Linked DNA regions of Homo sapiens: region 2 is linked to region 1. A link is a contact called in ENCODE Hi-C or POLR2A ChIA-PET data. All regions are on one chromosome and are shown on one strand. The core of a region is the stretch at or near the end of the contact, and the rest is flanking DNA. Distances in the headings are between cores, read along the strand shown.

What was found. A loop is a pair of places that touch in the nucleus more often than their neighbours do. ChIA-PET counts read pairs that join two places held with the same protein, here RNA polymerase II (POLR2A). Pooled maps may share reads with other maps.
Region 2: a loop to region 1 is called in a pooled map, with 2.1 times the contacts of the local background. The contact joins two enhancer-like sites. A Hi-C loop is called at or near these places in 1 of 168 maps with a recorded cell type or tissue (PC-9) and 4 of 50 pooled maps. POLR2A ChIA-PET finds 5 or more read pairs at or near these places in 2 of 52 experiments (T-cell and activated T-cell).

The regions. Positions count from the first base shown.
Region 1 is chr6:90,174,341-90,177,838 of GRCh38, forward strand. All of the region lies in intron 4 of BACH2 (BACH transcriptional regulator 2), which reads right to left. Among named protein-coding and RNA genes, the nearest start is that of BACH2, 120 kb to the right of the region's middle. Within about 2 kb of position 1,736, at least 9 of the 41 ENCODE cell types and tissues checked have a DNase peak (open chromatin) inside an H3K27ac peak, as active enhancers do.
Region 2 is chr6:90,423,282-90,426,928 of GRCh38, forward strand. No RefSeq gene overlaps it. Among named protein-coding and RNA genes, the nearest start is that of MIR4464, 110 kb to the left of the region's middle. RefSeq lists an enhancer at 1,995-2,284. Within about 2 kb of position 2,215, at least 4 of the 41 ENCODE cell types and tissues checked have a DNase peak (open chromatin) inside an H3K27ac peak, as active enhancers do.

The DNA of each region.
Region 1 (3,498 bases), core at 486-2,985:
ATAAAATACAACATTCATCATTCATGATTAAAACAAAGAATAGAAAGAAACTTCCTGAACTGGATAAAGGATATCACAAAGCAACCCTATAACAAATACCATACTTTATAATATAAATGAAAAGTTAAAGTTTTATCTATCACTATTTTAATTTAACATTGGAGATTCTTGCCAGTTCAGTAAGACAAGAAAAAAGAATTAACATTTTATGGGTTGGAAAGGGAAAAAAAACTATCATTACTTGTAAATGATATAAAGAATCTACAAATTACTTTTATTAATAAGGAAGCCAATAAGGTTTCCATATACATGATAAAATGTAGGACCCTTTGACAGTGGCATGGCTAAATAAACTACAGTAAAATAAACACAATAAAATATTCTATAGCAATGAAAATGAATGAACTAAAGTTACACAGGTCAACCTGGATAAAACTCAGAACATTGTGTTTTGTGGGGAGCAAGTCACAAAATAATCAGTATGATTCTATTACATAAAAGCTAAAATGAGATAGTATATTGCTTTGGGATATATATATGGTAAAATTATATGTGGTACATATGTAGTAAAACTAAAAAAAAAAAAGCAAACAAACAAGACAGTAAGTAACTCAAAATCCAGGAAAGTAGTTGGGGAGAGGAGAAAACAATAGGAGAGAGGTACATAAGGGTTTCAGTAGCAATGATAATGTTCTTCAGATGAGTAGCAGAAATGTGGATGTTTTCTTTATTTAATCCTTTAAAGTGTATCTACATGTTATATATTCCCTTCCACATGTATGATATACTTCATAATCTAAAGAAGTAAATGAACCTGAGTGAACTTTGTTAGAAATGCATTTTAAAGTCAATGTTACTTCAAGTTGGAAAACACAGGCATTTAGGAAGTTCTTTTTCTATATCTAAGTTTTGAAATTAATATTTATTATTTTTTCTTATTCCTTATTCTAGGAAAGTTGAGAGTTCTCATTTATACAATGGTTTTCCTATTACACTGAAATCATAAGAAACTCTCTTGGTAGGTTTTAAAGGTAAATTATACAACCATTTTGTTTTCACAACTGCCTGTATAAGACAGAAGAAAAACAACAAATGAACAATTAACTGGTAAGGAAAGAATATTAACTAATAAGAAATGTCAAAAAGGCTTGACTTCTCATATTAAAAACAACTTTTTGGTGGAAAAAACCTAATCCCTTCTTTTGAAAGAGAATTTTTCAAAATTCTCAGTGTTGGGGCGGTGGGGGGTGAGTGGCTGGGGGTTGGGAAATCAGATCTCAGATCAATAAACAGGCAAACAGGTTGACTAAGAATAGAAGGTATCATTATGTATTTTACATATTTTGTATTTTCTGCATATTAGATGTTTTGACATCTTAAAACTACCTTTCTGGCTAGAGAGAGACTGTCTCTTTCAAGGCTAGCCGATTCTCAGAGATAACAAAGAGCCCGGCTGGTAGCATGCCTTTGACAAGAAAATTCACCAATCTAGAGACACCCCTCCTCTATCTGGCCCTCAGAGGCAATATTTCTCTGCCTTTACTATACCACAGCCAGGTACCAAGCAAGCAGGGACCACCCAGAAAGCTTGGAGCCTAACCAAACTACTTCAACTAGCAATTCTAAACTGTTAACCCTGCCCTGCCTTGCCTTTCCCTTGGAAACTCCAATAAAGGCTGTGGCTGGCCCAAGCTCTCCCCTGGCTCCTGCCTTCTGCCTCCTGACTAACACGGGTGTTTTCCCTTGTGGCCCTGCGTAGCATGTGGTGACACGCCTCTATGGGACCTGTGAATGTAACAAATTTCTTCCTTCCAAGCCCTGTTCTCATTTCCCCTTCAGTGGCTGTACTGATTTTATCACATATCCAACATGTACATTCTTAAAACACATAGCAAAGCAGGAGTTTCAGATGTTAACCAAGGTCTCCAGGAATGACAATTCTGGAGCTCAGGGCGAGCAGAGATTAGTGAAGGAGGGAGCAAATTTACAGGAAACAAGAATATGCAAATACTGAGAGTTTGAGAGTTCAGTGGTCGAAAAACAGGAGATAGCTGTGGAAAGTGCACACTGGGAAGGGGCAGCTCTGAGGCACCTCACGGCACCTGGACAACCTCAACCAGCTTAAGGTGCCTAACAGAGGAATTTATAAGCTTCTTGCTGGTATGGGAACAAATCCCCAAGTGAGGTGCCTGCTAGATAGATCTGCAGGTTGAAGTAGATCAGGGAAACGACACACCGGAGGAGAGGGATGTAGGGGCAGAAAAGAGGGGCCCATCCAAAAAATGTGTGTGTATCCCCACCTACCCTTACCTCCTTCCACTTTTTCTACAAGCGTCAGAACTGCTCAACATCATCACTTCCAAATCAGTTTTGGTGACAGAGTCCAATTGCCCAAACCAGATGCAATGCCCTCATTATGTCTTACCAGCCCTCCTGCTCCTGCCTCCTCCAGTTCATGCTTCACGTAGCCACAGAGTAATCTTTATAGAACACAAATATCACCATATTACTTCCCAGCTTAAAAACCTTTCAGGATTGACCCATATCCACCCAGAGTAGCCTCCAAGCCACTTAGATTGTCCTCCTTTCTGCCGTCCTTCTGGCTTCTCTGGCTGGAGACTTTAGACCACAGCACTGTAAACTGATTCCAACTCCATGTTAATATGTTAATTTAATATGTTAATATTAAAATATTATTTCATGGGTCCAGGTATTAGCACATTATGTACTCTTTTCTCCTTCTGAAAGGAAGAATCTTTGCCTGCCTTAACACTATTATTCATCTTCAAAAATCTGTGCAACACTTCATTCTGAAGCCTCCTCAAACAACTGCAGTCTGCTCGCTTTATGGACCACCTTGCTGCTCTCATTACATTCAATGCACACTATTTTATTCACATGTATGTCTGTCTTCCCAACTACACTGCAGACTACTTGAGGGCAGGGATGGTATCTTATTTTTTCTTTGTATTTCCAGTGGGTAGCACAGCACCTGACCCATAAAAAAACTATCATCTATTGAGCACCTACCGTACAGCAGATCCCATACTAAGCTTTTCAAATGTTATGACGTGAGTTCCCACAACAACTCAATGAACTATTTATAATTACCTCTTTTACAAACGAGGAAACTGAGATTTAGGAGGTTAACATCCCCAGGACCTTCCAGTTAGTAAGTGGTAGAATTCTGATTAGGACTTGGGTCTCTGACACCATTGCCTACGTTAGCTCCTTGGGCCTCTGGTGAAACGTAATGCACGAAATGTGGATCGGATCGTATGAAATCTCCCCCAACTTACACCCTGGGTTGAAGGCTGTGAAGCTTATGCAGAATGCTAGAGGAGGCATTAGGACATGGGGTTTCTGGTTCTGCCACTGATTAACCTCAACTCTGGGCTGTCGCAGGCTTTCTCTGGGCTTCACTTTCCTCATGGGGGAAATGCCATCCTTAACAGATCCCATGTCATATCCTCACTCTTAAGGACCTCTAAAGCTGAT
Region 2 (3,647 bases), core at 965-3,464, 250 kb after region 1:
AGTGTAGGGGATAGGGCTGCTAAGAGAAAAACGTACTCTTCACTGTTAACCTTTCTACCTATGGTTTTATCGTCTTAAAACCCATATATTCTGGATTCTGGGAGTTTCTCTGAAACATGCTTTAGGGTGAGCAGAGTTTTTTTTACAACTCTGTATGAAAATAGCTCAGGTGAATAGGACGTAAGCACTGAATGGGAGGGTGAGTGTCAAAGAGAGGAGTTGGATGACTTCAAGGTTCTGACTTGGGTGGTTGAGAAGAGGGTACAGCCATTCACCGAAGGAATAGCAAAGGATGAGCAAGTTTTAAGGGAAGGATAAATAATTTAAGTTTTATTTATAGCTTCATGACACCTAATTGACATATAATGAGCAGCTCACATTTAAAATGTAAAATCTAATGGGTTTTAACATGTTTGTACCCCATGAAAGCATTACCATGGTCAACATAATAAACATTTCCATCATCTTCAAAAGCTTCCTGGTGTTCCTTTATAATCCATCACTCCATCTGTGCCCTGTCATCCCAGGGAACCACTGATCTGCTTTCTGTCACTGTATATTAGTTTGGATTTTCTAGAATTTGACATGAATTGAATACTATATGAATTACTCCTTTTTGTTTGGCTTCTCCCATTCAGCATAATTATTTTGAATCTATCCACGTTGTGTGTATCAATAGTTCACTTCCTTTTATTGCTGAGTAATATTCCATTGTATAGATACACCAAAATTTTTTATTCATTCACCTGTCGATGGACATTTGGGTTGTTTTTAATTTAGACTGTTACAAATAAAGCTGCTAGGAACATGAGTGTACAAGTCTTTGTGTGTACAGATGATGTTTTTCTTTCTCTTGGGCATGCTTTCATTTATAGCTTGGGTAAGTATCTATGAGTGGGATAGCTAAATTATATGGTTAAGTATATGTTTAACTTTTAAAGAAACTGACAAACCATTTTCCAAAGTGATGATATCATTTTACATTCCCACCAGCAGTATATGGGAGAGCTTCAGTTGCTCTACATCCTTGCCAACACATGATATGGTCTAGCTTTTTAATTTTAGCCATTCTAGTGGGTATGCAGTGCTATCTTGTTGTGGTTTGATTTGCATTTCCATAATGACTAATAATGTCGAGCATCTTCTAACGTGTTTATTTGCCATCTGTATATCTTTTTGTTAAAGTATCTATTTAAATCTTTTGCTCATTTAAAAAATTGAGCTGTTTGTCTTATTATTGAATCACAGTAGCTCAATAATAAGGTCTTTGTTGGATATATGTTTTTTGTTGAAGCTATGATTTGCAAATATTTTTTATACCAGTCTGTGGCTTGCCTTTTCATTTCCAATAATTTATTTTTAAACATAGTGAATCTGACATTTCTATGAGACATACAAGTAGAGCTCTCCAGCAGGGAGTCAGATATGGAGGTCTAGAGTCTAGAAGAGCTAGATGAAGACTCAGGATCTGTGAGTGAAAGGAGAAGATGACTACAAAGGGGCAGGAAGCACCATTTGGGGGTGATTGAACTGTTCTATGTCTTGATTTTAGTGGTGGTTATATATGGCTGTATACAATTATACACACTCAGAACTGTACACCCAAAACAGTGAATTTTACTTTTGTAAATTTACCTTAATAAAACAATTTTAATGGGGCAATAGTTGAAACAAACAAAAAAGTTGATCATTATTGAAGCTGGGTGATGGGTACATGAGGGTACTTTATATTATTCTCTGGTTGTTTGTAGGTTAAATTTCCAAAGTAAAAAGGAATAAAAACAACAACAATGACAGAGCAAACCCCTTGACCTCACATTCCCCTCTCACAATCATACCACTTCTGGGCCTCCTGTCTAAAAAAATTTCTTGAAAGAGTTGACTACAGACACAATTTTCGCATCTTCACCTTCCATTCAAGCTTTTCTCCCCACAACTCCGTGGACTCATGTCAAGGTTCTTGAGGTCATTGAAGACCTATTGACCTTCATGTAGCCCAAACAAGAGGTCATTTTCTTTCCTCACTTGACTCATCTCTCAGCGACATTCGTTAGTTTCTTTTCTTGGTCTCTGTCTCATCTTTCATACTCTTGGTGTTCCTCCTCTCTATTCACATCTTTTTAGTTTCATTTTCTGTCTTCTCTTTCCAAAACCTCTAAACTGTGACATGTATGAGGGTTAGCTTCTTAGCCCCAGTTCGCTCTCTCTTTTTTTTTTTTACACTCTTACTTCATCAGGGACTATGGCTTTAAATACTGTCTCTATGCCTATGACCACCAAATCAACACCTATGGCCCTGACCTCACCCCAAAGCCCCAAAGTCATATATCTAATGTCTTATTTGACATCTTCATCTGGAAGTCTACTAGGCTTCTCAAAAGTAAAATGTCTACAAAATTGAAAGGGTTATTTTCTCATACCTGTACTCTAGCCTACATATCCCAGTAAATGGCACTGTGTCCCCCAAGTCACTTGAGCTAAAAACTTAGAAATCATCCTTGCCTCCTCTCTTGCCATCTGTCATCTCCCACCATCCCCATTATTATCCATCTACTTCTGAAACGCTTACTGAATGCTTTCAATTTTCATTTCCACTACCATGATCCTAATTCAAGCTACCATATCCTTAGCTGTATGCATTTCTTGCCCCTACTCCTCTCTTTGATAAATATTTATGCTTAATTTAAGTTCTAAATTTCCATATGTAGTTTTATGAATGGTGCCTATAATATATGAAACTTTAAATTTAAATTTCTATAAAACTACAACACTCTACTCTTTCGTTTCTTAGAGACAGAGCCTGAATTTTTTAAAGTAGTACTGAAGAAAATTGAGGCATTTTATTAAAATGAAGATGGGGAAAATATGGAAATCCCCTGTCTAGTTCAAAGTCAAGACTGCATAGCTAAATTTGAAGACGGAGTTTAGTGCCAAGTCACTGTTAAGAAAGTACATGCTCTTTGTGCAGGGAAATCGAATGCTTGAAAACCAATAATATTTGGACTGGTTGGTACAGATTAAATCTTGGAAGTAACCTTCTGGTTTTGGTCTGTCTTTAGAAACATGGAGATAATCCTAGGAGAGAGAAACACTGGTTCCTTTTAGATCTGTTTGATTTCATTAGGACTAATTTATCAGTAAGCCATTGGGAACCTGGAAATTAGTAGATGAACAAGGCAGCACAAGTTAATTAATTAAAAATTAATTAGTCACCACAAATTTCATGTCAGCTGCTCACAGGTCTATGTTTTTTGTTGTTGTTATTGGTCTGGATACAAACAAGAAAAAGTCCTTATGTTCCTTATCTCACTTCTGACTTAATAGATCAAGCTCTTTTGGTTTTTCTCTTAAGAATTATTTACCAAAGTGTCAATATCTTGGAACCTTTCCCCAAATTTTCTACAATCTCCTTAAATCAAGTACTGCAATAGAATATTTTTATAGAAAAGAGGCTGATTACATGCCTGTAATTGCAGCACTTTGGGAAGCTGAAGTGGGAGGATTGCTTGAGCCCAGGAGTTCAAGACCAGACAGGGCAACATAGTGGGACCCCATCTTTGCAAAAATTTGTAAAAAAATTAAACAGGTGACATGCACCTGTAGTCCCAGCTACTGAGGAGGCTGAAGTGGGAGGATTGCTTGAGCCT